2 separate regions of the Mus musculus genome follow, and region 1 is linked to region 2. The links are chromatin loops, found by intact Hi-C in ENCODE. Cell type or tissue: heart. All regions are shown on one strand. Links, peaks and the distances in the headings refer to the core of each region. The heading gives the core; the rest is flanking DNA. Region 1 holds the start of Slc25a35 (solute carrier family 25, member 35). Region 2 holds the start of Rpl26 (ribosomal protein L26).

The links. Hi-C counts contacts between places; a loop is a spot of excess contacts. Peaks named below come from ENCODE experiments on the same cell type or tissue, not always from the same donor. Only the 100,000 strongest peaks of a DNase experiment are listed, where the experiment ranks them.
Region 1: it touches region 2 in a loop (5-fold over the local background); 20 of 42 quality-filtered maps call a loop at or near these places.

The regions. Positions count from the first base shown.
Region 1 is chr11:68,956,838-68,972,123 of GRCm38, reverse strand. Slc25a35 (solute carrier family 25, member 35) reads right to left here and starts at 3,993. Exons shown (of 5, transcript NM_028048.2): 1 at 3,087-3,993; 2 at 1,335-1,400; 3 at 788-940; 4 at 321-455; 5 at 1-174. The coding sequence starts at 3,461. The coding sequence ends at 1. Gm32273 (predicted gene, 32273) reads right to left here and starts at 15,137. Exons shown (of 3, transcript NR_168013.1): 1 at 15,086-15,137; 2 at 14,320-14,730; 3 at 9,632-9,838. It overlaps Arhgef15 (Rho guanine nucleotide exchange factor (GEF) 15), which reads left to right and starts at 15,237. Exons shown (of 16, transcript NM_177566.4): 1 at 15,237-15,278. In heart, for the core only: CTCF peaks have their summits at 4,264, 5,897 and 6,099 (motif pointing left); DNase peaks (open chromatin) are centred at 4,063 and 9,763; H3K4me3 peaks cover 1,827 bases; H3K27ac peaks cover 825 bases; H3K27me3 peaks cover 568 bases.
Region 2 is chr11:68,898,023-68,913,308 of GRCm38, reverse strand. Rpl26 (ribosomal protein L26) reads right to left here and starts at 11,743. Exons shown (of 4, transcript NM_009080.2): 1 at 11,685-11,743; 2 at 10,867-11,039; 3 at 9,990-10,130; 4 at 8,775-8,944. The coding sequence starts at 11,034. The coding sequence ends at 8,816. Gm22608 (a small nuclear RNA gene) reads right to left here and starts at 5,293; the gene lies at 5,187-5,293. In heart, for the core only: a CTCF peak has its summit at 8,392 (motif pointing left); DNase peaks (open chromatin) are centred at 5,878 and 8,378; H3K4me3 peaks cover 1,543 bases; H3K27ac peaks cover 1,865 bases.

The DNA.
Region 1 (15,286 bases), core at 2,793-10,792, 60 kb before region 2:
TTATTTAGCATATGTGTTGTAAAAGGAGCGCAGCTGATCCCAGAAGAAGAGGGAGAGAATAGTGTGGGGGCCGAGGCGAAAATAGGAGGCACCTATACCCTTGTACATGCCAAAAAAGCCCTCTGTCCGCGCTGTCTGCAGCAGAGCGTCCAAGATCCCCCGGTACATGAGGCCCTGGAGCACGTCAGAGAGGAAGGGAGAGCACAGGAGGTGCATGTCAGAGCCCGCCGGGGCCAGACACCTTTCCAGGCAGCATCTGAGGATCTGCTTGCCCACCCCCAGCTCTCCCTGTCAGCCTGGACCCTGCAGTACTTCCTTACCTTGCCTCGAGTATCAGTGGGTTGGTTATAAAGTCTTGTGCTGGCTACATCAAAGGGTGTCATTGCCACGACTATGGCGACACCACTCACCATGGCAGCGGCCAGAGCCACCTTCCAGCTCTGGGGAGGGAAGATCTATAAGAAAGATAAAGTTTGTTTGGTTTGTTTTTTTTTTTTTTTTTATCAACCACACAGTTGTTTAACTTTAGGGCAGGATGAGCACTGCCCTGGGAACACAACTGGTAATTCTGGGAGCTTCCATACCATCAGAGATAACACAGTGATAACTGAAGGAGTGTCCAGAGGGCTCAGGTACCCCTTCTGTTAGGAGATGATGGCAGCATCCTAAGGGATCACTGATCCTCGAGTCCTCCTATAGCTCCCTCACTTTTGAACCAGGGCCCACCTCCCTTTTTCCACCCTTGTTTCCCATTCCAGGGATGGCCCCACCCGTTCCCAGGAAGTACCTCCCACTGGCTCAAGAGGTCCTTGATAGATGAGAAGGTGCACAGCTGGGTAGAGGAGCCGATGACAACTCTGGGCAGGCCGCCCACGGCCCCACGCCACAACCCCACTAGACCATGTTTCTGGCCAATCTCGGTTAGTGCCTGAAACATGCCCTGGGGGGGAAGACCATGTGGTTGAGGTTCAGTCACCCCAGCATCAGCGACTGCCTCCTGCTAAAGCTGACAAGTGCTATGCACCTGTTGTCCAGACAGCAAGTCCAGTGTAGGGGCCCTCAGGTGTCTGCTGATACTCACCAACCCAGAGTTCAGGCTGGAGGTATGGAATGGAGGACCTCAGCAGGTCAAGAGAACGGGGCAGGATAAACAGGTGCAGGAGAGTTGAGGCACAAGGGATATGAGGGTGAGGACGGGCTCTAGGGTCTGACCGAGCGGGGCTTGATGGGGTCGGGCAAAGCAGTGGCTAGATGGAGCTGCCAGCTATAGGCAGAAAGTTAGGGAAAAATGGGGGGAGATGGTCGGGTGCTCCAGTGGTTTGGGGAACCCTCACCTGATGCTTATACTGGTGCCCTACAGCAATTTCAGAGGCTGCCTGTGCCTGTAGGTGTGTCTTCACCTGGAGACAAGAAAGTATCACAGCCTGTGTCCCAGGGGTCACTTTCCCACCATGGAGACCAAAACACCCAAAGCCCTCACTCACACTTCCTCTAGGGTATTAAGCAATGAATATATTCTTTTAATCTGGTAATTACTGTTTTTCCCACTTAACAAATTGGTCATGAGGCTCTGTCCCTTGGCTGCAGTCCCAGGGGACGGATCTCTTAGGCCTGCAAGATGCCCCGCCCCCTTCACATCCTACTTCCCTTGGGGCTGGGGGTGGGGAGTGGAGATCGGAGAATGGTAATATTTCCTAAGACTTCATGTTAGGAAAGTTCTGGATGCCTTGCCTCTTATGCCAGCTCCCATTCCAGATCAGATCTCCAGCTGCCACCTCCACCAGCCTCCCTGTCAAGACTACCCTAAGGGCACAAATTCAGCTGATTTTTGAAGATGCCTTTGTCCTCAAATCTCATACACTAGGAGTGAGACCAAGTTGGCGCTCCTGTAAGATCATCTCCTTGGCTCACTAAGCCTGGCCTAGTCCCAGTAACGAACAGCTGTGTGACCTTGAGCAGGACACCAACCCTCTCTGGATCCAGGCTTCCAGCCCTTCACCATCTGATAACTCACAGGAGCAAGTTGTGAGAGTGTGTACAATTCTGTGATGCCCGGGACTTTCCTGACCTACACTTCGTGACGCCTGTTTCTCAGATTCCTCATCCTTCTACACAAAGTCAGCCCCAGGAATAAGACAGTAAAAGCTGCACTGGGCATGGTGGCACATATTGGTAATCAGAGCATCTGGGTGGCACAGGCAAGGAGGAGCAAGAGCTTCACGCCAGCTTGGGTTCCTAGTGAGTTTCCCATTAGCCTGGGTCATATAGCCAGGCTCTGCCTGTATCAAGGGAAAAGAGGGAAAGAGAGAGGGGAGAGAAAGGAGAGAGAGGAGAGAGAGGAAAGAGAGGAGAGAGAGGAGAGGGGGAGAGGGGAGAGAGAGAGAGGAGAGAGAGAGAGAGGAGAGGAGAGGAGAGGAGAGGAGAGGAGAGGAGAGGAGAGGAGAGGAGAGGAGAGGAGAGGAGAGGAGAAGAGAAGAGAAGAGAAGAGAAGAGAAGAGAAGAGAAGAGAAGAGAAGAGAAGAGAAGAGAGGAATATTGTCAGATGCCCACCATCTGCCGGGATCTATATGAACCCTTCATATGTACATCTCATGTGTCTCCTTCAGTCCTCTCAGCAACTTCACAAGAGTCTATAATTATTCCTGTCTTATCAACATGGCAACAATGAGTGCTAGGAAGTGTGATTCAAAGTTCAGTTGAATGCATACCGCTAGGATGCATACCTGTTAACTGAAGCACTGAGAAGACTCAGGGTGGACTGTAGTTAGAAGCCAGGCTGGGCTACAAGAGCAAGTGTTGATACTACAATATAGGGAGACCCTGCCTCAACAAACAAATGACACCCCAACTCAAAGGAGTTCTCCTTACGCTAAGTCTGTAATCTTCATCAACACATTGCAGAGTCTGTTGGGTGTCTGTGTATAAGGCAGATCAGAAGGCCTTGAAGCTTGCCAGCATTTTCCTGTGCCATTTTCTGCTTATGGGGCACAGCACCCTGTCACCAATGCCTTTGTAAAGGGCAGGCTCCCACCCTCTGCCAAAAGTCTTTTCTGAAAGCCCCAGACCAGACAGACCCCTCTTCTTACCATGTAGATTGGGCTTCCCAGATATGCTCCCATGACCCCAGCAAGGGCCCCAGCTGCGGCGCTGCGGACAGGACTGTGGGTGCCTTCATTAGTGTGCAGGTAACCCCGAGACTCTGCCAGCCCGTAGGTGCCCAGTCGGATGCCATTCATCAAGAACTGGTACAAGAGCGCAGGGCCCAGGCCCTTCTGCAGGGCAGCTAGGCCATCCACCTTGCCAATGGTGAAGAAGGCGTGGAAGACGTTTCGGTAGTGGCGCTGGTAGGTGCCTGGGGCCTGCAGTTCTCCCTGCAATTGCATTCTGGTCTTCACAACCTCCAAGGGATTGGTGAACACACAGGCTCCACAGGCTGCTACACCACTCATTAAGAAGTCCATGGTAAAGGTAGAAACAGCTTCAGAAAGCAGGGATGGATATGAACAACACCTGGCTCTTTGAAGCCCAGGCTGCAACAGGTAGAAATTTAAGAGAGCTAAATTGTCTGGGTCAAATGTCAAGAAGTCAAGTGAGGTTAGAGGGAGTTTGGGGATCAGAAGGTAGCAAAAGGAAAGAAAGAGGAGTGTAGTAGGGTATGGCAACAAGGCCCTGTTGACAAGGGAACTGAGATCAGGGAGGAGCAGAAGTTAGAAGCTGGCAGGTGGGAATGCCTAGGATGGGGGTACCAGAGCGTATCTTAGGAAAACGGAGTTACGAAATGGTAGCTGGAGAAGCAGGAAAAAGAAAAGCAACAACAGAAAAAGAATCAGAGGGAAAAGCCGAAGGTGGCTCGACAACAGCGAGAGGAGGGTTGTGAAAGAAGTTAGGATTCCGGCTAAGAATAAGCGTGGCAAAGTAGCTGCGGGAGCTAGAGCACCTTTACCCGAGGTAGTCTGCAGAGGCCGGGCGGCCACTCTCGGGTCCTTGGAACGCAGCGCCAATGGGGACTCTCCAAGAGCTGCAGCCGAGCGCCTCAGCCAATCAGCGAAGAGCCGGCTCAGCAGCCAATGGGAGGCGCTGCCATCGGCCGGGCCCTCGGCCTCAACTAAAACGGGTTGGGTTAACTCTCCTCGCCCCGGCTCCCAGGCCTGGCATTGGGAGGGTGCCGGAGGCGGGGAGATGTTTTTGGTTTTTGTTTTTGTTAATCACTGTCCAGGAACTGGGGTGGGCCGGGATGCAGAGGCTGAGCGCGGAGGGTTGGGCAGCGACTCCTGTGGGTGGCGGGCTCTCTGCGATCGTCCTCAATCCCAGGTCATCTCTGTTTGGGGTTTGCCTGACCGCAGACACGCCCAGCGCTGTTCGGATGCCAGGATAGTCCGGAAACTGCAGTCCCGCCCGCCGGGGCGATGGTACACACCTGCTGGACAGCACCCATCCCCTAAGGCCGAGTAAACTGTAGGGTCTAGTACCAGGGTGTGGCCAGCTGCGGGCGCCCAGGGAGGGAGGCCTGAAGGCCAGCCAGGGGAAAAAAAAAAAAAAAAACAAAACCTTGATCTTATTAAGCTCTTGATCGTCACAATGACCTAGAGGAGGCCGGGCAGGTCAAGACAAGGATTTCCATCTCCTCCTCAGCGAGGCTTAGGTTACAGAAACAGACTTGTTTCTTGTCCTTGCTTCATTCGTATGAATAATTATGAAAGAGCCCGGGGGGGGGGGAGGCTGGAAAAGAGCTTAAAGAGAAAGCTTGGAGAAAGAAGGTAGGAGTTTAGGTGGCGTCATTTGGGCGGCAGGAAGAAGCAGAGGGCTCACCTGAGTCAACTACCCTGCTTAGCGCTGAATTCCGGTTTATATTTTCCTTCCTACTATATAGATGACCGTGGGCAAGTTTCTTATCTTCTCAGGAACCCCTTGTAAAATGAGATAATATCTGTGGGACATACTCCAAAGGAGAGGTTGCCCTTGTGTTACACGCTCAGTAATTTACTGGGAAGTCTGGAGTTGACAGAACTCTTCCCACTTCCCCGAGGTCCCCGCAGCTTTCTTTGGTGACGTTCAGGTCAGGTTGAGCATCTTCTGATGGCTTTTCAAGTTGTCCCTATTCAGCCTCATTCTACTTTGTTCCTCAAACATACCTATTTTTAGGAATACCTCAAAAACATTCCTATTGTTCTTAGCTAGTGGTTAATTTCCCTACTTCACGATACTGGAAACTCTAGAAGCTTGGGGGTGGGAGAGAGGCAGATCTGAGTCTTAGGTTGTTTGCCAGACAACTTTGCTGTGTGTAGCCTTTAGGAGCCTCAAACTCAAAATCCTCCTGCCTCAGCATGTGGAGTGCTGAAGATTTCCAGCCTGCTGCCCTACTGGGTGACACCACACTTGGCTTCACACCCTGAGCTTAAAGCCTAGGGTTCTCAAAAGTATGGTGGCTATAGCAGCAGTAGTGCCTGAGAACTTAGAAATACATCCAGTCTCACTGGAAACTCCCTGAACCAGAAGAACTCTGCAGGTGGACCCCCACATTCTTTCACTAAGTCCCCCTGGGTGCTTAACATTCAGCATTACTGGGTGACACTTTCTGTCTTTAATACCAGATGCCCAAGAGATTGACAGATTTTAAGGTTTTTTTTGTTTGTTTATTTGTTTGTTTTGGTTTTTTTTTAAGTAATTTTTATTCTTTCTCAAGGCAGAGTTTCTCTGTGTAGCCCTGGCTGTCTTGGAACTCACTCTGTAGACCAGGCTCACCTCAAACTCACAGAAATCTGCCTGCCTCTGTCTCCCAAGTGCTGGGATTAAAGGCAGCAAATAAGAGCAAGTGGCTGATCTTTCACAGGACCCAGTTTTGTTGCTTTGTTTTGAGACAGGGTTCCTCTGTGTAGCCCTGGCTGTACTGGAACTCACCCTGAAGACTAGGCTGGCCTCGAACTCAGAGATTCACCTGCTTCTGCATCCTGAGTGCTGATATTAAAGGCATGAGTTATTCTACCCCCCCACACACACTCCCACCCCTTCAGAGAATCTAATTTCATTTTCAGCAACCACAAAGCAACTGACAAATTACTAGTGATATTTGGTGCCCCCTTCTGGCCTCTACAGATACTGCATGCACATGTATACATACATAGACAGGAATAAATATTTTAAAAATCTTTTTTAAAAAACAAAATACCCGTCTCAAAAAACCTAAATAAATAAATAAATAAATAGAGTAAAATAAAAATAAAACAAAAAATGGGGGACAGCTATTTATCCCCTCCGTGAAAACAGAACACATACATGGAAGTCTTTTGTAGTGGATGTTTGTTCCCACTAATACATAATTTACACATTAATTTATATTACTGATATCCCTATGGACTCATGGATATTTGTTTTATATTTTGAGTTACAGTCCATCATATTTTATTTTATTGCTCAATTCGTGATACATTTGTCTTTTAGAGCTTGCGTGTATGTATATATATGTATGTCCATCTCACTTATTATTTATTTTTATTGTTATTTTGCGATAGAGTCTCATATAGCCCAGACTGGACTAGAACTTAAAAGTCTTTTGCCAGGCTGAGGAGATGGCTCAGCAGTTAAGAGCACTGACTGCTCCTCTGAAGTTCAAATCCCAGGAACCACATGGTGGTGGCTCACAACCATCCGTAATGAGAACTGACGCCCCCTTCTACATTGTCTGAAGACAGCTACAGTGTACTCACATATAATAAATAAATCTTTAAAAAAATTCTTTTGCCATCTGAGTACTGGGATTGCAAGCATAGACTACCATACCTGGCTTAGATAACCATCTTTGATTTAGAAATATGTTCTTAATTTTCATTTTTTATTATTGTTTTACTCTCAAGGCAGAGTCTCTTATAGCTCTGGTTTCCTGGAACTTGTTATGTAGACCAGACTGGTCTTGAACTCACAGAGATCCATGTGTCTTGCCTTGTGATTGCTGGGATTAAAGGCCAGCCTAGTGTTACCATGTACAACTAAATTCTTAACTTTTGTGGTTAGACCATTTTTGTTTGTTTGCTCTTGAGACAGTATAACTATACAGTCAAGGCTACTCTTGAGCTGGAGAGCCTCCTGTTTCAGCTTCCACAGTATCACAGTTGTCTGATAATTAATTTCTTTTTATCAGTTAAATAACATCCCATCTGTTGAAGTCCAGCAATGTGTTTATTATCTATTCATATGTGGAAAGATATCTTGGTTGCTGCTTCCAGTTTTATATGATTATGAATAAGACATACTATGAAATTAAGGTCCTGGCCGGAACCTAGGACCTCACATATGCTACCACTAAGGTCTATCCCCAGCACCAAGACATTTCTTTTCATATTGGTTGGATTGCATGGTCTGGCTCTCCTCACCCTGTAAACCAGGCTGGCTTCAGACTCAAAGAGCTCCACCTGAGTGCTGGATTAAAGGCATGCTTTATTTACACACTCGGCATTAAAAAAATGATATATTCACTTGGGAGGCAGAGACAGGCGGATTTCTGAGTTCGAGGTCAGCCTGGTCTACAAAGTGAGTTCCAGGACAGCCAAGACTATACAGAGAAACCCTGTCTCAAAAAAAAAAAAAAAAAAAAAAAAGATATATCTATATATGACGTGGAAACTTCTGGTTTGTTTGGAAAGTCAGTTATGTCAAATGATGTTTTGCTGGGGCACACAAAGAATGTCTTGCTAAAGCAAACACATGAAAGAATGTTTTCTTGAAGCAGACACAGGTGAAAGGATGTTTGGATGTAGCAGCCACGTAAAAGGACACGTGGTGGAAGAGTATAAATGTGACCCCACAGACAGTGGGAGACGAGCGCTGAGCTCTGGTTGGTTTGCGCTGCCTCGCTAGTCTTAGCTAATGATAGGCACGTATTGGTTCACCTTACGTAGCATTATCGAGCTCAACTTGTGGTAAAGACGAGAGAAACTCGCCAGAGAACTGCTTGTGTTCCTGCCAGCAGCTTGCTGTTTCCGTGGCCCAGCCACAGGCCGGTTGGCAAGCCTTTCTGTTTCTTCCAGATTGAAGTTCAGCTTCTGGTTCAGATGTGGTATCTGCCTTGCCTAGAGGATTGGTCTGCAGCTGCTCAAGGAGACCGAGCTCATCCCCAAAGAACTATGGCTAAACATCCCCCATATCCTAGTAACCTTTCTATTCCACTACCCCTGGTGGGTGGTAGGTAAGAGGAGAGACTGAATGCTTATTAAAGTAGATTGCAAAAAAAAAATTATGTCAATGTGTGTGTATACAATTTGGGGGAAAACTTTTTGTTTTGTTTAACTGCTGGAGATGGAACCCATGGCCTTGTGCATACTAGGCAAGCACCAATCTATTGAGCTACACTCTTAACCTGTAAGTCTAGAACTTCTATTAAGGCAGCATAATGGTCACAGGTCATTAACCTTATAGCCTTAGGAAGAACACAAATGCCTATGCCAGCAGAACTTTTCTTCTTTGGAAAGGGACACAGTGGTCACCAGGGGACATCCCTGCTTTATCCTTCCTCCTGGGAGATAAAGTAGACAACCACAGGAAGTAAAGGCTTGACCCTCACTGAAGCAGCTCCTGGAAGACCTTCCAGGCAAAAGCAGAAGGAAGAGAGAAAACAGCTATCAGCATTCCCACTGTTTGTGGGCTAGGTAGTCCGGCCAGGTCATACCATGCTTTGCTTTGTAAGAAACTGCTAGCTGGCATGATGGTATGTGCTTGTAATCTCGGCACTTTGGAAGCTGAGGCAGGAGAATCTGCAGTTCAAGGACAGCCGAGGCCTACATAGTGAGACTGAGAAGAGTTGGTGTGTAGACCTGTGGCAGAACACTAGCGTGTGTAAGACACTGTCAGCAGATCCGATGCCTGCTTTCATAACCTTGGTCCGTGCATGCACTGGATACCAACCCGTCTCCTTTCTGTGACCACATGTCTCAGAAGAAACAGATTAAAGGGAAAAGATGCATTCGGCTTCATGGTTCAAGCGACAGGACAGATCCATTGTGACAGCAAGGCTGGTCCCCTGTATCCACCCTCTCAAGAGGCAGACAGAAACGGGTGTTAATGCTCAACTGGCTTTCTTCATTTAAAAAATTCAGTCCAGAATCCCAGCCCATAGAGTAAAGCTATCTACATTCAGGGTGGGCGTGTCCTCCAAAAAAAATCTAACCTCCCTGGAAAACACTCTCACAGATGCAAACAGAACCAAACAGTATGGTTCCTGGGTAATTTTAAATCTACTCAAGGTGACATTGAAGACTATCACAGGTTCACCCTCTTCACCCTGACAGCAAACACCAGCCTTTTTTTTTTTTTCTTTTTTGGACAAGGTTTCTCTACAGAGCCCTGGTTGCCCTGGAATTTACAATGTAGACCAGGCTGGCCTTGAATTCAAAGAGATCCGCCTTCCTGTGCCTCCAGAGTGCATCTTCATGCCTGGCCAAATACATTACTTTTAAAGCATAACCTTTCACCTCTGGCCCCTGAAGCCTCATGTTATCTTTTAAAACATCTTAATAATAATGTTATCTGTTGTGTCGGGCCAGCAGATCACAGCCTGGGTTCTAGCCTGGAAAGGCATTTTGGAAACCTGGAAGAGAAGAAGGGCTAGGCGGGCAAGAAAAGGATGCAGCTAAGACAGACATTCTGATCAAAGCTCAATTTTACTATTCTGCATGCAGTTATGAAGCAGGGGAAGGGGGCCCGATTCACGCCAAATAATCTTGGAATCCAGTAGCAGGGTGACCACGTGATGGCTTCGGAACAGGAAAGCGGCAGGCTCCAGCAGTGGGCGTGGCAGAACGATTGAGCGGCAAGCTCCATCCAGGTGTAAACAGTGGAACCATTAAGGCTGGGGGAGGGGAGGCTACAGTTATCTATATTATTTCTGTGTGTGTGAGTGCGCACACTCAGGGGCAGATACGTGCCACAGCATGCATGTATGCATGTGGAGGTCAGAGGACAACTTTGTGCAGTTGTTTCTGTTTTTTTTGTTTGTTTGTTTGTTCGTTTTATTTTTTGGGACAGGGTTTCTCAGTATAGCCCTGGCTGTCCTGGAACTCACTCTGTAGACCAGGCTGGTCTCGAACTTAGAAATCCACCTGCCTCTGCCTCCCAAGTGCTGGGATTAAAGGCATGCACCACCATGCCTGGCTGGTTATTGTTATTTTTATTCACTATGCATATATGTGTTTTACCTTCATGTCTCTGTTTATACTACATGTATGGCAGGTGGCCGGAAGAGGCATTGGATTTCCTGGAACTGGAGGTTCAAGGAGTTTGTAAGCCACCATGTGGGTGCTAGGAACTGAACCTGGATCCCTTCCAAGAGTAGCAAATGCTCTTAACCACTGAGTCATCTTTCCAGTCCAATCATACTGTCGTGATGATTGTAAGAGGAGTACTTTAGAAGAGCTGGAGAGGGAGCATAAAGGTCTCTGGATGCCAGTGGGAAAGCCTCCGTACCACAGCTTGGGAGACACAGGGCTGCCTACATCTCTGCCTGATGGGAGCTTGGGAGACACAGGGCTGCCTACATCTCTGCCTGATGGGAGCTTGGGAGACACAGGGCTGCCTACATCTCTGCCAGGATGGGTTCTTTTTGCCTGCCAGAGCCACACCTGAAACACTTAGACTCTGGTGGCAGTTTGGCAGTATCTTCCTGCCTCAGTTTCCTCATGTTACTTGTTTTGTTTTTTCTTTTGAGACAGGATTGCTTTGTACAGCCTGTGGCTGTAGCTCTGTAGACCAGGCTGGCCTCAAACTCACAGAGATCTGCCTGCCTCTGCTTCCTTCATGCTGGGATTAAAGGCTTGCGCTATCACTGCCTGGCAAAATTTACTTTTGTTTTATGTGCATTGGTGTTTTATCTGCATGTTTATCTGTGTGAGGGTGCCAGATCCACCCAAACTGGATCAGTTTTGAGTTGCCATGTAGATGCTAGGAATTGAACCCCAAGCCGGGAGTGGTGGCACACGCCTTTAATCCCAGCACTCGGGAGGCAGAGGCAGGTGGATTTCTGAGTTCGAGGCCAGCCTGGTCTACAAAGTGAGTTCCAGGACAGCCAGGGCTATAGAGAAACCCTGTCTCGAAAAACCACAAAAAAAAAAAAAAAAAGGAATTGAACCCCAGTCCTTTGGAAGAGCAGCCGGGTGCTCTTTATCAATTGCTGAATCAACTCTCCAGCCCAAAATGTTACTTTGTAAGCAGCAAAACTAAACAATAAGACAAAACAAAAAACTCACCCCAATAAACACACAAACAAAAAAACTAAAATAACAACAAGACCTCCTAACATTCCAGTCAAAACAAAGAGCACATGACTAGTTTGACTACAAATGTGTCTAGTTTTCTTGCTGGAGTCTCCAATAGTCTTAGGGGAAAATATTTTTTTTTCTCCTTAAAGGTCTAGAGATGGGGGCTGGGTGAGTGGTTGGCTCTAGGGTGAGGTGTACTGGGAAACTAATGGGATCAATACAAACTACAGATACTCTGTGAAGAACAAGATAAGAGAAGGAGAATCGTTTTGGTTTAGATCCTCAGATGGCAGGCAGCTGTCTGGCAGTGGTGAGTGTCAGTAGTGGTTATATAGTTAGAACCCAGCATTTGAGAGGCTTGGGTAGGAGAACTGTGGGAGCTCGGGAGTTCAGGACCAGACTTGGCAACCTAAAGAGACTCTTCTCTCAAAACAAAACAAAAGCCACATGGTAGTGGTGCATACCTTTAATCCCAAGACTCAGGAGGCAGAGGCAGTGGCATGACTGAGTTTAAGGCCAGTTTGTCAAACAGCATAAGTTCCAGGACAGTCAGGGCTGCACACTGAAAGCCAGTCTGGAAAAACCAAACCAAACCAAACCAAACATTAAGCTTCTGTTGAGCACCTACTATATGCTTGACACCATTTCAGGACTTTTGGGATACATTACATTGTTAAATAAGACAGATAAATATCTACAGGGCTACTTCCTACTATAAAGAGAAAAGTCACAGCACATAAATTCAGCATATGCGATGGTACACCTATGATTGCTATGGAAGGAAGATGTTGGGGCTGAGAGATGAATCCAGAGTGAGGTGCTTGCTAGACAAGAGCAAGGACCTGAGTTTAGATTAATGCAAGGGCTGCTCCTGGCTCTTAGGGGGCAGAGACCTCTCAGGTAAATGGGCTAGCTGGACTCATTTAGTTGTCAAGCTTCGGTTTGAGTGAGAGACCTCATATCAATATACATAATTTAGAGACCAATGAAGACAGACAGCTCACATCAACCTCTGGCTTCTACACACAGGTGCACCCATGTGCATCTGAATTCATGGAAACTCACGCACGTGCAAACACATAAAAGTATACATTTTACACACACACAGGAAGTTTGATAATATGGTATGATATAGTGCATTGCAATTTATTTTTTTCTTTCCTTTAAGACTTCAATTTTTAATTTATTATTATTATTGTGTTTATGAAGGGGCATGTGCCACAGCGTACACATATCGAGGTCAGAGGACAATGTGTTTTGGTTTGTTTGTTTTTGTGAGACAGGGTTCCTCTGTGTGGCCCTGGCTGCCCTGAAATTTACTCTGTACACCAAGATTGGCCTCAAACTCAGAGACCCACCTGCCTCTGTCACTCTATTTTGTCTCATGTGCACATGAGTGCACCTGTGTGTAGAAGCCAGAGGTTGACATTGGCTGTCTGTCTTCATTGTTCTCTGCCTTATGTATATTGATACAAGGTCTCTCACTCAAACCGAAGCTTGAAGACTAAATGAGTCCAGCTAGCCCGCCCGGCTTGTATGTTTGTTTTAAGGCAAGAGTCTGGCTTTGTAGCTTAGGAAGGATGCCCTGGAACTCACAATCCCCCTGCCTCCTACTTACACTTCTCAAGCACTGGGATGGTGGCCTGTAATAGAAAGAGGAAAGCCCCAGTCTGTAAATTCAGCATGTGGGATGGAACATGGATGATCACGAGGGAGAAAGGGATGCTGGGGCTGAGAGATGACTCAAAGTACAGCGCTTGCTGGACAAGTAGGAGGATCTTGTACCAGCCATCTTTCTTTTTACCCCTTTATTTATTTCCTTCTTACTTACCTCTCCCCTTGTTATTTATTTGTTTGTTTGTTTGTTTATTATAGACAGAGTCTCTGGCTATCCTGGGATTTGCTCTGTACACCAGGCTAGCCTCAAACTCACAGAGATCCACCTGCCTCTGCCTCTGCCTCTGCCTCTGCCTCTGCCTCTGCCTCTGCCTCTGCCTCCACCTCCCAAGTGCTGGGATTCAAGGTGTGTGCCACCATGCCTGGCACCTGATTTTATTTTATTTATTTATTTATTTATTTATTTATTTTGGTTTTCCGAGACAGGGTTTCTCTGTGTAGCCCTGGCTATCCTGGAACTCACTTTGTAGACCAGGCTGACCTCGAACTCAGAAATCTGCCTGCCTCTGCCTCCCGAGTGCTGGGATTAAAGGCATATGTCACCACGCCCGGCTTCTGATTTTATTTCTAACAATATAAAATTATTTGGGTGTATGCATATGTGCGTGCTTGCTCTCTATGGCTATGTGCATGTGAGCACTGAGGCTCATGGAAGCCAGGGGTGTTCGATTCCCCAGGAGCTGGAGAGACAGGCAGTGGTAAGCCACCCAATGTGGGTGCTGAGAACTGAACTTGAGTCCTCTGGAATAGCAGCAGTGCTTTCATCTGCTGAGCCATCTCTCAGTCCTTCCTTCCTTCCTCTTGATTATCTCCAGTTATGTGCCTCTGTGTGTGTGTGTATGTGTGCTATGCATGTTGGTGCCCTTGGAGGCTAGAAAAGGCTGTCTGTGGGAAGTCTGTTTGGATGTGTTCCTAAATGTTGAGCCTTCTCTGTAGCCCCCTTAGTTTCCTTTCTTTCACTCTGCAGCACTCAGATGGAACTCGGAGCCTCATAAACCACTTTAATGGGCTACTGCTAGCTCACACCTCCAGCCTGGATTTCCTTTCCTTTCCATTTTTTTCTTTTTTTCTTCTTTCTTTCTTTCTTTTTTTTTTTTTTTTTTTTTTTTTTTTTGAGACAAGACCTGACCAGGTAGCCCAGTGGATTGAAATTTTAGAGTAGCCAGAACAGACCTCTTTGAGAGGGTTCCTTCCAGCTGCCCAGAGAACATGAAGAAATGCTTCAGGGAGATTTCTGGGAAGATTTTCAGGCATTAGGAGAACTCCAAAAATCCTAAGGTAGGAATAGGCCTGAAGGGAGAAGCTGGGAAATAGGGCAGATTGTGTGGTCCCTTAGAAAGACTAGGTTTTTTGGCTTTCTGCAAGAAGGGGTTTAAACCATCTTTCAATACAAGCTTACCTGATTTTTCTTCCCAGTGTCTTGATGTGTGCCCACGGAGTAACATCTGACAGGAACTTGCCCCTGCAACCCCCACCAGTCTCCCTCCCTCCTTTCTCCCCCAGCATTGACTTCCAGGACATTCGCTGTGGGAGCTTCCCAGTGCAACACTGAGAGCTGGGGCCTCCCGAGGAACTGGGAACACAGAATAGTGAGCAGCAAGTCACTCTACAGATCCAGGGGATCCCCTTCCCCACCACCCTCAACACTCACAACCCTGGTCTGACACAATGGCTGGGTGGGGCCAAGGCACTGGCTTCCTCTGCGGAGATGGAAATCTGGGCCTTCAGTTCCCGCCTCAGAGACGCAGGAACAGTTATCTGGAGAGTTTGGGCGGCATTTGGTGCTCCGAAGGGACAGGGGAAAGATTTGCTGAAAACAAAAAAACGACCTCAAACCATAGAGGTAAATTCCTGGTGGGGTGGGGTGGGGCCTCTGCAGATGTGGGGGAGGGTGGAGAAGAGAGGATCCCTCAGTGCAAAGTGTGGTTGGCTCACACCAAGGTTGGAAGATGGGGACGTAGACAGTTGTGCAAGCCAGACATCCCTTAGCTAAGAGGGAGGCATGAAGATGGTCATGCCGTTCTGCCAGCCCAGCTTGCCCAGGGCTGCCCACCCTCATTTGAACACCCTCCCACACACACACCCGCACCGTCACACACACACACCCCTCCCGCCACGCAGCAGTACAGGTGAGGGTGCATCGGAAACTAGCCTCCTCTGCATACCTGCGTGCCAGTCTTCTCTAACCTCCAACATCTTGGATGCCGGATTCCTCACATCCTCTAGGCCCGGTGTGCGCATGTGGAGCCTGGTGTGGCTGGGGGTGGTGGTGTCCGGTTGGGAGGAGGATCGGATTCCTGTTTCCTGCCCCTACTCACTCAGCTCTCGGAGGTGACTGGGAGTGGAGGGAACTGGAGGGTAAGTGC
Region 2 (15,286 bases), core at 3,635-11,634:
AAAGAGCTTCTTTCTGGCTGTATTTTTAGAGATCAGGGAAGACAAGCTTGGGGGAACGTTCAGGGGCTTTACCTCCCAGGGAGAAATGCTCTAAGTCGGGGTCTCACAAAAGAAGAAAGAAGAAATGGCCCAGTGGTCAACAGCACCTACGGTCTTGTGAAGGACTCAGTCAGCTTGGGTTCCCAGCACCCACATCAGACTGCTCACAGCCATCTAACTGCAGTACAAAAAGATCTGTACCTTCTTCTGGCCTCAGTGGGCACTGCACACACATGGTGCACATCCATACACATAGGCACGTGTGTGCACATACATACACTCAGATCCACAGGAATATGTGAGCCTACCGTGCACATACACATGTGGTGCACACACACACAAAATAAATAAATCTTGCCAAAAAGGCAGGATGGAGAATATTCATGGATGAACTGCAATTCTTCAAAAACTCAGCTTAAGTGAAGTTTGTGGGGAGCCCTCCCTAGGCACCTCTTGACAGACAGGCTCGTGCCTGTTTCTTCAGTCTTTATTTGTAACGTGATACATAGTTGGTGTTTATTAGTGTTGAGTTCTTGAAACTGACAGACTAAAGAGAGAGGAATGTGTACAAGGGGAATTGGCAGAAGAAAAGTATTAGCTGAGATTTCTTTTCCTTCCTTCCTTCCTTCCTTCCTTCCTTCCTTCCTTCCTTCCTTCCTTCCTTCATGTAGACCGCTGACCCCAAACTAGCTATGTAGCTAAAGATGACCTTGCATTTCTGATACTCTTGCTTCTATCTTCTGAGTGCTAGGATTACAGATTGATGCATTTCCGAGGATTAAATTTAGGGCTTTATGTATGGTAAGCACGCACAACTCTACCAACTGGGTCCCGTCTCTCTCCTTTGATGGGTTTCAGAGTCCCTCCAGGAAACAGAACTCGTGAGTATATGGAGAGGGAGAGGGGTAGTGACTGCTTGTCATCCACACTGGACTTCTTCACTAAAGGGACTAGAGGATGGCTGTGTCTTTTCAGATGATGTGGGTTTGTGCCAACCAAGATCCTTGTGGTCCCTATAGTCAAAGAGGTCATTTCTCAGGAGGAAGACCGTGCTGGTGTGAACTTGGGTGGACGACTACTAGGTGACTCAGCGACCAAGCAAAGACACAAAGCAGGCCATTTGTTCAACCCTAAAGGAAAGGCTTCGTATCCCTCATGCACAATACCCTTCAACAAGGCAGGAAGCGCCTAACAGTGAAAAAGCAATCTTGGGCTAAAGGTTCCAGTGTGCAGAAGTTGTTCTGAGGAACAGCATCAGCAGAAGGGACACAGGTATTCGAACGCAACAGAAAAGTAGCAATTCGCAACTCGAGAAAGCAAAGTATCAGCCTCAAGTTTTAAAAGGAAAGGTTGAAATGTGCCCAGATCTTCCCCGCAGTCATAAATCGGCTGTGAAGAGGGAGAGCAGCTGCACACAAACGGGTTCCAAGGCAAAGCCCCTCTCCGACTCCAACCGACCTACGAGAAAGCGCTTTCTCAGGAAGCTTCTATTTCCTGCCTGCTTTGTTTGCTTGGAAAACTCCAAGGAGTCAGCCATCTGGGGTAATTAATTGTAGGGTTGAAAAAAAAAAAAGTCAGAACCTGGGTAAACAAAGATTAGCAGGAAGATAATAAAAGGGAACAAGAAACAAAAACGGAAGAAAGCAAATTAAAAGAATCCAAATTCAGCTGAGAGTGGGAACAAGATTCCAGGCTATTAGCATTTTGAGTGAAAGTCCTAGGTAGGCTCTAGCTGGGTTTTGTTGTTGTTTGTTTGTTGTTTCGGGTTTTTTTTTTTTTTGTCTTTATTTTCCTTCTCTGTGCACAGATGTTTTGCCTGCACGTCTGCATATGCATTGCGTGTGAACCTGGTGCCTTCAAAGATCAGTAGAGGGCAAGAGACTCTGGAACCAGCATCATAAGCGCTGTGAGCCACTGTGTAAGTGCAGAGAGTGGAATCCACAGCCTCTGACTGGCAGAACATCCAGTGCGCTTGACCACGGAGGCAGCTCTCCGGCCTCTGTACATTCTTCCCTTTGTGGTACTCACGTGGAAGTCTGGGCCTTTGGAATGCCAGGCCACTGAGCTACACTTAGGTAAAAGTATCTCAGGTTTCAAATCAAGGTTTACAAAATTTTACAAAACCATTGGAAAGAGCTATAAACCATACATTAAAAAAAGAAAGAGGGCTGGTGAGATGGCTCAGCGGTTAAGAGCCCCGACTGCTCTTCCAAAGGACCTGAGTTCAAATCCCAGCAACCACATGGTGGCTCACAACCATCCATAACGAAATCTGATGCCCTCTTCTGGTGTGTCTGAAGACAGCTACAGTGTACTTACATATAATAAATAAATTAATTAATTAATTAATTTTAAAAAAAGAAAGAAAGAAAAGAAAAAGATCTGGGCAGTGGTGGTGCATACCTTTTCTCCCAGTACTCGGGATGCAAAGGCAGGCAGATCTCTATGCGTTCCATACCAGCCTGGGCTACATGGCAGAGATCTTGTCTAAAGCTAGATAGATATGCAAACCCCACAATAGTACAATAAAAATGACAATTTTAAAAGAAAATGGCTGCTGGGCGTGGTGGCACACACCTTTAATCCCAGCACTCGGGAGGCAGAGGCAGGCGGATTTCTGAGTTCGAGGCCAGCCTGGTCTACAGAGTGAGTTCCAGGACAGCCAGGGCTATACAGAGAAACCCTGTCTCGAAAAACCAAAACAAACCAACCCCCCCCTCCAAAAAAAATCCCAGCATTTGGAAGGCAGAGGCAGGCGAATTTCTGAGTTCGAATTAGGACTATACAGAGAAACCTTGTCTCAAAAACAACAAGAAAGAAAGAAAGAAAGAAAGAAAGAAAGAAAGAAAGAAAGAAAGAAAGAAAGAAAGAAAGAAAGAAAGGGAAAAGGGGAAGGGGAAGGGGAAGGGGAAGAAGGGGAAGGGGAAGGGGAAGGGGAAGGGGAAGAAGGGGAAGGGGAAGGAGAAGGGGAAGGGGAAGGGGTAGGGGAAGGGGAAGGGGAAGGGGAAGGGAAAGGGAAAGGGAAAGGGAAAGGGAAAGGGAAAGGGAAAGGGAAAGGGAAAGGGAAAGGGAAAGGGAAAGGGAAAGGGAAAGGGAAAAGGGAAAAAGGGCCTTTAAAAACAGTTATCATAGCCAGGCAGTGATGGCGCATGCCTTTAATTAATCCCAGCACTTGGGAGGCAGAGGCAGGCTAATTTCTGAGTTCGAGGCCAGCCTGGTCTACATCCTGAGTTCTAGGACAGCCAAGGCTACACAGAGAAACCCTGTCTCAAAAAAAAAAAAAAAAAAAAAAAATCCTAGCACTCAAGAGGCAGATTTTTTGTGAGTTTGAGGCCAACCTGGTCTATAAAGCAAGTTCCAGGACAGCCAGGATTACATAGAGAGAACTTGTCTCAAAACTAACTAACCAACCAACTAATTAGCTAACTAAAATGGGGGGAAGGGTGGTAGTCACCACATCTAACTCAGTTAAGTGAGCAAAGGTGACACTGTCACTAAACAACCAGCTCTTGGTATGTTCTGTGCTGACTAGCTGCTGACCTTTGAGAGCGATAAATACATCGTGCTATCTAGCACTGGTGTGGCTCTTCACAGTTCTTTCAAAAATTTAATAAACATGATTATTACTGTGGGGTTAGGGAGGGGAGTATGCACCACACAGCATATGTGTGGAGGTCAGAGGACAATCTTGCAGTCTGTTCCCTTTTTTCACCTTTTCTTTTCTTTTCTTTTCTTTTCTCTTTCTTTCTTTCTTTTTTTGGGGGGGGGGTGGTTTGGTTTGGTTTCAGGCAAGGTCTCTCTGTGTAGCACTGGCTGTCATGAAACTCACTCTGTAGACTAGACTGGCCTTAAACTCAGAGATCCGCCACCTGCACTCTGCCTCCCAAGTGCTAGGATTAAAGGCATGCGCCACCACTGCCTGGCCCCTCCTTCCACGTGTGAGCGGTTCCTTGGCATTGAGTTTAGACTGTCAGGTTTGCAGCAGGCACCTTTATCTGCTGAGTACTCTTGCCTGCCCTCTTTATAGTACATGAAACATTTTAACACAGGGCCAGGACACTCTGCTGGAAAGTAACACACATCCCTGGCCCCGTGCATAGCAGAAGTTAACTGAAGGGCAAGCTTAGCTCTTTCCACAACATTCCTTAACTCTGGGACAAGAGAGCCCTGTGCAGTTCTCTTAGGAGCTAGAAGGCAGTATTCTCACCCTTGAAGGTCAGCCTGTGACCTAGTAAGTTGCTGTTCATGTGAGCAGGCACGACTGTGGTGCAATGGCACTGAATGCCACCCCAGTGGGCCCAGACAAGACCGAGCAGACTGGCTTTTGCTCTCCTGCCTCCATTGTTTCTTTTCCTGTTGAGAGGTGAGAATTTACCAAGGGTTTGCTAGTCATGAGGAGGAAGTGACCTCTCCCACCCCCTCTCCAAACTTATTACCCTCTCAGAAGCCCCATTGTATCTGTGAGACTTGGAGCGATTATCCTGCCTTTTAAAAAAGAGACCAGACTTGGTTATAGACCAAGACTTTAGTTGAGCCAGAGCTTAAGCCTCGTGTGAGAAAATATGTCACAGGCTCCTTACTCCACCAGTAAAAGCCAAAAATCTTTAGCCCACTTTCCATCTTTTCATAGTCAATTTGAGTTCTATAAAGATTAAACAGGAAAATCTTTATAGTGAACAAAGGGTCCCAGAAAGGTAATGCAACCCTCCCTCCACTTCTGTACACGGGGAGGGAGAGACTCTGACTTCCACTGTAAAACTAGTCTGCAGAGTCTGCTTAGTCGGGTATATGGGAACTACGCCTCTCAAGACAAGCCAGCAGGACCAGGGTTCAAGTCCCGGCACCCACATGACTGCTCACAACCAACTGTTAACAACAGTTCCATGGGATCTTCTGGCCTCCTTGGGCACTCCTGCATGGTACACATATACACATATAGACAAAGCATATTCATAAAATGTCTTAAAAGATTAAAATAAGCCAGGCGTGGTGGCACACGCCTTTATTCCCAGCACTTAGGAGGCAGAGGCAGGCAGATTTCTGAGTTCAAGGCCAGCCTGGTCTACAGAGTGAGTTCCAGGACAGCCACGGCTACAGAGAAACCCTGTCTCAAAAAAAAAAAAAAAAAAAAGATAAAAAAACCAAAAAACCCTATAGACTGCTTCATGATTGTGTGTGTCATCCTTGCAAAGGGGCCACGCTGAACTTTTCTGTGACCTCCCAATGTCACTATATGTGCTCCTGAAGCATGCACTCTTATAGTCTTTTGAAACTTTCAGGTAATTTGAACCCATTTGATCCTCACGCCCACTAAATGCCAGGATTATACGTTCTCACCACCATACCTGGCACAACAGTGCATTTTTTGAAAAGCAAACAAACATAAACACTGAGAGGACAAATGTATTTTCTAGCTGAGAAGAACCTATGGTTGATAAGTGGGTGATCTTGATTCCCCAGACTGAGATGATAACAAACAGTGAAGGCCATTTTGGGTGTGTCGGGGGACACACTTCCCTCTCTGCACTGCCAGCATAAAGAAGTCAAGGAGAGAGAGATGTCCACATCTGCAAAGCTCCCAAAAAAGAAAGTAATGTTGGGACTCACTGTACCCCTCACACAGCCGCTCAGATGGTGGCTATGTCTCTAGGGTTGCCATGCAACCAGGAGGTGGAAGATCAGCTCAAGGGAGGGGTGTAGTAACTGTCCTAGTAATCTGGGCCTCCTGCACCCTGCTTGACTATAACAAAGGACAATGTCTTGGAAGGAGAATGGAATGTGAGCCGCTGGCCAGGGACAGAACAAGATGTTGGACCCTAAAACAAGCTGGGAATGATGTCCTTTCCTGTCCAAAAATAATGCTGCTTCCCTTGATAGTCACAGTGGCTCACCAAAAACATAATGGCCAGGGCTGGACATCTGTAACTTCCGCTCTTAGAGGGTCTGCTAACCTCTTTTGGCCTCTGGGGGCACCAGGTGTGTTTGGTGAACCTATCCACATACAAACATCCCTACACATAAATCTTTTAAAAAGTAACGAACAAAAGTCCCCAACTCTTCATTGAAGGTAAAATCTGCTGGTAGCAGGCAGATCATGAGTTACCCACTATTGGTGGGTTAACATCCCTTTTCCTGTTTGAACTTGTTTCTCATGACACCTCTCTTTGAGGTAGGCAACATCAGGGATTACGGTAGTGTCCCAGAAGGGGCCCGGCATGAAGGATGATCAGAAGAGATTTTAGTTAGTTCTGGGACATGGAGGAAGACAGATGTGGAGGATAAAAGGCTTTTATTTAATAAACTAATCGACTAATTGAATTATTGACACAGGGTTTTTCTGTGTTGCCCTGGTTGTCCTGGAACTCACTCTGTAGACCAGGCTGGCCTCAAACTACTGAGGAATCATCCCTGCCTCCCGAGTGCTGGGATTGAGGCATGTGCCACCACGCCTGGCTTGAGAATCCTTTATTAATCCAGTTCATGGGCCTGAGCAACACCTTCTTCTAGGTCTTGAGAGCCGAACAGTGCATGGGTCCTTTGCCTGGATCACAGTCATCCCGGTTCTGAGCTGTAAGCCACAGTTGGCCCTTCTAAGTTAGAGCAGTGACTTCAAGCCAACTTTTATGTTGTGCTCCAGAAGCCTGTTGTTTCCATGGCAATAGTCACTTCCTGGAATGCACTGACCTGTGCCAAGAATACAACATAATTTTATATTCTTGAGGTGTACACGAGAGGCAGATTTGGGCCAAGATCCAGCCGATTCTGGCCTACATTTGAAATACTTCAAGCAGACCACACAATTCTTCCTGCATGTTACTGTAAGAGCAGTTTCTCTTGATTTAATGAGGTTGGGAGCTGCTGGATGTGGGTACTGTGAACTCAACCCCGGGCCTCTGCAAGTACAATGTGTAGTCTTAACTCCCGAGTCAATTCCCCGGCTTCCAATGTGACTTTTAACTTTTAAAGCTTTTTGCGTTTTTATACGTATATATTTGCCTGCATGCATCTACATTCCCAGAGTCCAGATGTTATCAGGATCCCTAGAAATTGTGCCATCATGAGATGCTGCAAACTGAGCCTGGGCCCTATGAAAGCTTCAACACAAGTTTTTGAGTGCTGAATCATCTCAGTTCCTATGCTCAATTTCTTTGTGGGTGCCGGGGACCTGACTTGAGGTCCAAATGCATACATTACACTTTACTGATAAGAGAACTAGTTCTCAAGCCATGCTCTCTCCTGGTTTTGGCTTTGGCTTTTTCTGACCTGGAATGTCATACCACAGGGCTTTCAGATCAGCCACATCCCCCATGCGCTAAGCAAGTCCAGCTTCCACCTCTCCTTCACTGAACCCGCGTCACTGGCTGGTTGCTCTCTTTCTTCACCTGGATCCCTCCTCACAGCTATGGAGGACAAAGTGCTTAAGGTCTTCAAGTCATGGTCAAAAGGCACAGCCTACAAGAACATGGCAGTGTAGCAGTGCAGCCATGCCTACACTTGACAACTCCTTTCCTGACTTACTAGGGGAAAGCTGTTGGGAGTTTTTTCTTTTGTTTTTTCAAGCCAGGGTTTGTGTATAGCCCTGGAACTCACTCTATAGACTAGGCTGGCCTCAAACTCAGAAATCCACCTGCCTCTGCCTCCCTTAAAGGTGACATTTTCTTATTTTAAAAAAAAAAAAAAAAAAAAAAGGCAATGTAGCCAGGCATGGAGGATCCCAGTTTGTGGCCAGTCTGGCCTACACAGTGAGACCCTATCTCAAATGAGCAAAAAAAAAAAAAATAGTAATAATTAGGCATGGCCTCGTACTCCAGCCTTTCTATTCCACCTGTGCTCACTGTGCTGCCCCAGGGTATGAGGCCTTGGGGATCTGCTGAGGCAACCATCTTACTTGGAGACCCTGCCAGGCTTTGCTGAAACATCAGCCAAGTGCTACAGTGCACGGTTCCTCTGGTTACTGTTAGATACCTAAACCCTCCAACCCGGCAACAGCTGCCAACTGCAGGATACTCCAGACATGGTTCTGTCAGTCCTTTTAGGAAATTATCTTGCTAATATGACCCAGGCTAGCCTCAATACTTCTGCTTCTACCTCAGCTGGAATTTCTGATGTGCCCACTGCTGCCTGCAACTCAGTTATAGCACTGATCCAACATTAGCACAGGGAAATAAAATCTTATCACCAGTAATAAAATTCTCACTGTATTGAAATCTCAGCAGCCAGGTTTTCTCCGGTGAGACAACACATGTTTTTCCAGAGTTGGAGAGCTGGCCAGCTGCTCCTTCAGAGGAACTAAGCTCAAGTCTGGGGACCCAACAATTTAATTCAAGGGGATCTGGTGCCCTCTTCTGGCTTCTGTAGACACTGCAGGGATTTGATATACAGATGCACACACACAGGTACAAATAAATGTCAGGGTTCTCCCAATATTTTAGGCCCTATGAGATGGTACCAGCCTCCAAGACCAAACAACCTGTAAGACTCACAAGGTGGGAGAACTGACTCTTAAGGGTCCTTTCCAGGTACCAGTCGATTAGGAATATTTTCAACTGGCTATTCCTATAAATAAGGGCCATTCCAAGGTTTAAATTCATCATAGCTCCTGATTCCACATAACTTGTCATAGTGCTATCAGACCATCTGAGGGTGGCTGTCCTTTCCAGACCCCAAAGACTGACACAGAAGCAGAGTAAGCCACAGAAAACAAGGTACTTGGAAAACACCACACAAGACAGGACTACTTAAGCAGTCTTTAATGAAAGCCGTGCACGAGATGTCTCTACTCCTGCATCTTCTCGATCGTTTCTTCCTTGTATTTGCCCTTCTCCTTTCCTACTTGTCGGGACTTGGCTTTCCTCTCCAGGATCTTCTTGCGGTCCTTGTCCAGCTTTAGCCTGGTGATAACGACCTGCACAAAAAGAAGCAGCCCTAAGCTTTAAGCAACAACGTAGGCCCAATTACAGGTCCCACTTTCCATTCCCTGAACCCAGGGTAGTAGATACCTAAATGTCTCTTTCTAAAATACAAATGATGATGCAGCTTTGGAGCAGAAGCTCAGAGTTTATCCAGCTAGTCTAATCTTATCACTTGCTGCACTAAGGACCAGAGACCAAGAACTGACCACTGCATTTTCCTTGAAAACTGAGCTAGTGGTGGAAAGCAAAAACCAAACCCAAAAACCACTACAATGTTACATACAGAAAATGTTCTTTCTGTTAAAGGTCCTGAGTTCAACTCCCAGTGACCACACGGTGGCTCACAACCATCTGTGATTGGATCAGATGCTCTCTTCTGGTAGTATCTGAAGAGAGCAACAGTGTACTCATGTACATTAAAAGACACCTTACATGGGGCGTGCATTGTGGCACAGGACTTTAATTTCAGCACCCAGGAGGCTGAGACAGGCAGACCTCTGAGTACCAGAAAAACAAAAACTCAGAGCTCACTAAGGTCATGTGCTGGGCTGGAGAGAGGGCCAACAGACCCACATCTTTGATCTACATGGGTTCCACACACACAGAAGCAACCATGACATGTACTATGTGGTGGGGAAGGGAAAGAAATCATGGTACAATTTTAATACTGATGTTGTCTGTCGGTCTTTTGGGTTTTCTGCAGTTTGAAAATTACATTTTTAGCACTAATTTAAGTCTGAGAACCCCCTTAAGTGGTTGCTGTGCACATTAAACAATCCAATCACAAATTTGGAATAACTGACATGAAAAGTATATATAGGACAGGTATATGTATTATGGGATGTTCTACTTTGGCTTATATAATCAGTTTATGGGATCACAACCTCAGCTCCAGGTTGCTTTTTACTGCCAATACCTTAAGCCCACTTCATAATGGTGTTATCAATGGCCTCACTGATCACAGGGGCCACTTGCAGGTGCCATGTAAACAGCAATCAAGCACCAAAGCTAGTGGTTTCCTCCTTCAAAAACACCCACCTTGCTGGGGTGGATGCCCACATGGACGGTTGTGCCATTAGCCTTCTCTCGCTGGACTCGTTCGATGTAGATGACGTACTTCTTCCTGTACACTTGGACCACCTTGCCAATCTGCTGGCCTTTGTAGTGTCCGCGAACAACCTGAGTGCAAGTGAAAAAAAAACTGAGCAAGGGCTAGAGTGTAACCCAGAGAACCAGAACTGCCGAATCATTCATACACTGTGCACCTCCAGCAGACCCACACGTCCCCTTTTTGGGGTGGGAATGGGGTTACTGGGACTCAAATCCAGGACCTGTATATACAAGGTAAGCACTATGTGAACAGTGAGCTAAATCCCCAACCTTTTCATCTTCACAGACTGGAAACAAACCAGGCCAATCACCTATAGCAAAGAAAGGCTTTCTAAATAACAGACAAATCAAGACTGTTGCCATCCTATAGCTGTTTTCAACCCATGTCGATCCTCCCAAAGAAGTGTTTCATTTTATTAAGTATTCTTAAAAAGTGTTAAGATGTGCCAGTCTCGAAGTGCACACCCTTTATCCTAGGGCTCTATCTTATCTCTTTTCCAGGTCAGCCAAGGGCTACCTACACAAAGAAACCCACCCTGCGTTCTTTTAAAGACTTCCAGAACTTACCAATCACTAGCTATAAATTACAGCTACAGATAATCTCTCCCCAATAGAGCTAATAGAACCCCACACAAAGACATTAGCAAACCGCTGAGGCAGGACCAAAAAGCACACTGCTTTCCAGTTCTTTTGATGCAAAGCAACCCTTTCATACATCAAATGCAGGTTTTCTCACCCCCCCCCGCGCCCCCCAAATAATCGTAAAATTCCATTCAGCTTCGCCTCGCCAAGCAAGGACACATACCTGAACTTCGTCATCCTTCCGAATGGGCATAGACCGAACGTTATACTTCTGTCTCAGCTCTTTGGAAAGAGGGGAAGACATGATCTTCCTCCGAATGTGAGAGGGCGCATTGAAATGCCGTTTGCGGTTCTTGCTTCGGTCAGAAGTCACGAAGGGATTGAACTTCATTTTGGCTTAAAAACAAACAAAAAAAACAAAAACAAAAACCAGAAGACCCTTTAACGTTTCAAGTCTCAACCAGTTCCCTAAACAGCATCAACTCCACTCTGAAAGCACACAACGTTCACTGGAAGGTATCATGCTCGGTTACTCCAGACCTTCCCATCTGAGGGTTTTTTCGTCTTTAAAGACTGAAAACAAGATGAAGACTCTGCCATTAGTAACACCTATCCTACTTTTAAACTTGACTTTCCAACTTCAGCATCCCGGGAGGGTCCTACACAGCGTCGGTCTTTACCTTCTCATTTACCGCTTCTGGTGCTCTGCATTTTGCCCCCCACTTGAGCATGGAAGCAAGGGCGGATCTCCAAGCCCTCCCAACTGGCGAGAGGGCAACCGCACGGCTGACCCGGGGCTTATGATTATTTAACTCCATCTCCATGGGCCCCGCCGGCCTTCGAGTCCACGAACCTGGTCCCCTTAACCCTCTCCAGCCCCGCGGGCCCTGGCTAGGAAAGACACGGACCGAGCCCGCCCCAGTTCGGCTCCCTGGCTGATGCCGGGCCAGCAAGGCCGTCTCGGGGCCTCGGGACAGAAAAGCCTCCTCGCCTCGCCGCGGATGGCTGCGGATTACCAGCGACAACCCGCCGAGAACTCACCGGCTGCGATCCACCGATGGCCGCAAAAGGAAAGAGAACTACACGCGACTTCCGGTTCTGTAAGTTGCCGCGAGATCTCGCGAGAGTCTCGGAGCGAAAGGGGAGAGGAGGTTGGGAGAAAAGAAGAAACTAGGAATGGGAGTTTAGCGACATCTAGCGGCTCGGAGGGGGACTGCGAGGGGTCCTGACGTCATCCCTCGGAGGTGTGCGTGGTAGGCTTAGTCCTCTGGGGAAGGCAGTGCTCCTGGGATGAAGAGGGTTGCTTAGGGACGGTAGGCCGGCGTGAGAGGACCTGGGGGACCTCACCCTTTCATTCCTGGGCTCCGGGCGAAGCGCAAGACCTACTTTTAGGCGCCGAGTGGCTCTGGGACCTTGGCCAGACGGTTACCTCGGTGACTTGACCCATAGGAGTTAGTTCTTATAATTAGCCCCAGCCGGCCGCCCCCACATCTGGGTAGACTACTCTGGGTCCTTCTGCGAAATTGAGACCATCCCTCACCTGGACGGAAATAGGTCTTGGCCCCCTGATGATGCCAAGTTGCCGGTTCAAATCACACTTAAACAAACAGACCCGAGGCCAGATCCCCCGGAGCTCCCGGGGACTGGACCACCAACAAAAGATTACAGGCTCCGGTCACAAACGGGGCAGAGGATGACCTTGTTGGACATTAGTGAGAGGGGCGGCCCTTGGGCCTGAGGGTGTTCCATGCCCCAGTGTAGGGGAATGCCAGGGCGGGAAGACGGGAGTGGGTGGATGGGTGGGGGAGGTAAGGACAGAGGGGATGGGATAGGGGAGTTCCGAAGGGGAGACCTGGAAAGGGGAAAACATTTGAAATGTAAATAAAGAAAATATCCAATTTAAAAAAAAAAAAAAGGAAAAGCCGGCATTGGTGGCGCCTGCCTTTAATCTCAGTACTTGGGAGGCGAGGCAGGCGGATATCTGAGTTCGAGGCCAGCCTGGTCTACAGAGTGAGTTCCAGGACAGCCAAGGCTACACAGAGAAACCCTGTCTCGAAAAACTGAAAACATGAAAAGAGAAAAAGAACGGAAGAAAGAAAGAACGGAAGAAAGAAAGAAAGAAAGAAAGAAAGAGAGAAAGAGAGAAAGAGAGAAAGAGAGAGAGAGAGAGAAAGAAAGAGAGAAAGAGAGAAAGAGAGAGAGAGAGAAAGAAAGAAAGAAAGAAAGAAAGGAAGAAAGAAAAGAAAGAGACACGGGGTGGGGGGACACTCTCATCGCAGACAGGTGTACCCTTTAAAACTATGACCTCAACCCCCTCCTGAGAGTTCTCGGTTCCAGATCTGATGGAGGTAGGTCAAGGGGATCCGATTCTCTGCAAATGGGTTCGGAGGCATCGGTTTCTGTAGATAATATAGCCGTCATGCTAACAGGAGGCACATACTGTCTTAAGATACAGGGAGCTTACGGAACACTAGGCAGGACACACTCTTCTATACCCTTTCACATCACTAACGTCTTTAGGCTGATGCAGGTGTACTGTCCTCAGTTTACAGAGTGGATAACTGAGGTACGGAGCAGTGACAGGAAGGTGCAAAGGGACACAGGACCTATGACTTCTAGAGAAGTTTAGAACCTATGAGGCTGGCTCTCCGGGTCCCCCTAGAAACGATATGACTCGATATCAGAGCTACACAGAGAAATCCTGTCTTGGGAAACTCGATATGACAGTTCCTACAAACTGTCAAGTTGAAGAGCGAGAAATCATACCTTTGAGGGTTCAAAATAGAGTCATCAGTATTCATGATTTTAAAATAGTGTGTTGTCAAATATTCTGTAAGAGAAAGAGCCCCAATTTTATATGTCACTGAAAAATTGAAAGCTGGGTTTGCTGGTGCACACCTTTAATTCCAACGTTTGGGAGGCAGAGGAAGGGGGGTGGTCTCTGAGTTTGAGGCCAGTCTGGTCTACAGAGTGAGTTTCAGGACAGTCGGGGCTACACAGAGAAACCCTGTCTTGAAAAACAAGAACAAAACCAAGACAAAAAAAGAAAGAAAGAAAAGATAAAGAAAAGGAAAAATTGAATAAAACCTGCAGCAGTTCTATTCAATAAATGCTTGTGGTGTGTCCTTCATAAGCTAGCCTAGAATACCGGGGTGACAAAATAATTCCCGGTTTGTGCTTGCAGGAAGTCATGGTCCAAGAGGGGAGACAGGCACGGGAAGCAGCAATTTGGGATCACAGGAAGCTTGAACCCGCTGTCTTTAGCTTTGGGGTCAGGGAGGTGTGTGCAGTGAGGTAGGTCACCCTTGGGTGAGGTTTGAAGAATGTTACACTTAGCTCCTCGAGGCAGTGGGGTAGCTTGAGGACAGGCAAGTGGCATTTTCCGGGAACTAAGTTCTGTGCCATTTAGAGGGAAGCCCAGAGGTCACAGGGCGATAGGAGCTGCCCATGCCTCCTGCCCTCTGTGCTTTTCTTCCTCCTTTCAGACTCATCAGCTTACTTTCAGGGAAAGCATTTTTAGTTTCCTTAACAATCTCCCCTCCACCAGGACCCCCCTCATTCTCTGGGGACACCCTGCCCTGACTAGCGCCGCCTTGGTTCCCCCATCAGCAGATTCTGACTCATCAGAATGAAGCCTTTAGGTCAGGGTTGGGACAGCACAGCCACTTCATACAGCGATAAGATTGTTAAATTACAGTGATACAAATTGCCTGTAGTCTAGTTATGGTCTGCTTATCTCGCCAGTGTCTGTTGGATGTCTGGCTCACGCCCTTCCTCTCTGCCTTCTAACCTGACCGAAAGAGACCCTTTATTTATTTTAGTTTCCCAAGACAGGATTTCTCTGTGTAGCTCTGTCTGTCCTAGAACTCACTCTATAGACCAGGCTGGCCCACAGAGCTCTGCCTGCCTCTGCCTCCCAAGAGCTGGGTTCAAAGGTGTGCGCCACCACCTGGCTGAAAGGGATCCCTGTCAGAGCATTCTGAAGCAGGTCTTGGTAAAGCTAAGCTGCATCAAAGCAGGGATTCCTCTCCACTCCCAATTTCACATTTAATTGAACTATACATGTATAGGTGTGCATGATACAAGCTTTAATTTACTTTTTATGTAGTGCTTATCTTATATGTAGGGCTCACTGCTAAATTCCATGCCCAGTTCTGTAAGTTCCTCCTCTGAAGGAGCACTTTGCCCAGAAAGAGGAGACACGAGGCAACAAAGAAACAGAATAGAATATACCCAGGAAGATGGGATGCGGTGTGTGTAGGAACACAGCCACTGTCTGTTCACCTGAGCGGCGTGGGTGGGGTGGGGGTGAGGCGGGGCGTGAGGATGTCTCTGTACATCAGCTTTTCGCTGTTTCTGGAAACTCAAGCCAGGGAAGTTAGTTCCAGAATCTGGTCTGATACGCAGTTTCCTGAGCTTGCCTGGTGAGCCTAGACTGGGGAGTATGGAGCTTCCAGGCTCCTGTGACAGTGGGAGAGGCCTGTGTATGCGCCAAGGAAGGAAGGAAGGAAGGAGAAAAAAGCTGCCGTTTTGTGGTCTGGGAAGGTCTCCCTCTGCAGCCCAGGCCACGCTGAACTCAAGAGCCTCCTGCCTTTGCTTACTGCATGCTGGGATTCCAAGGATGTGTCATCCTGTCTGGTATC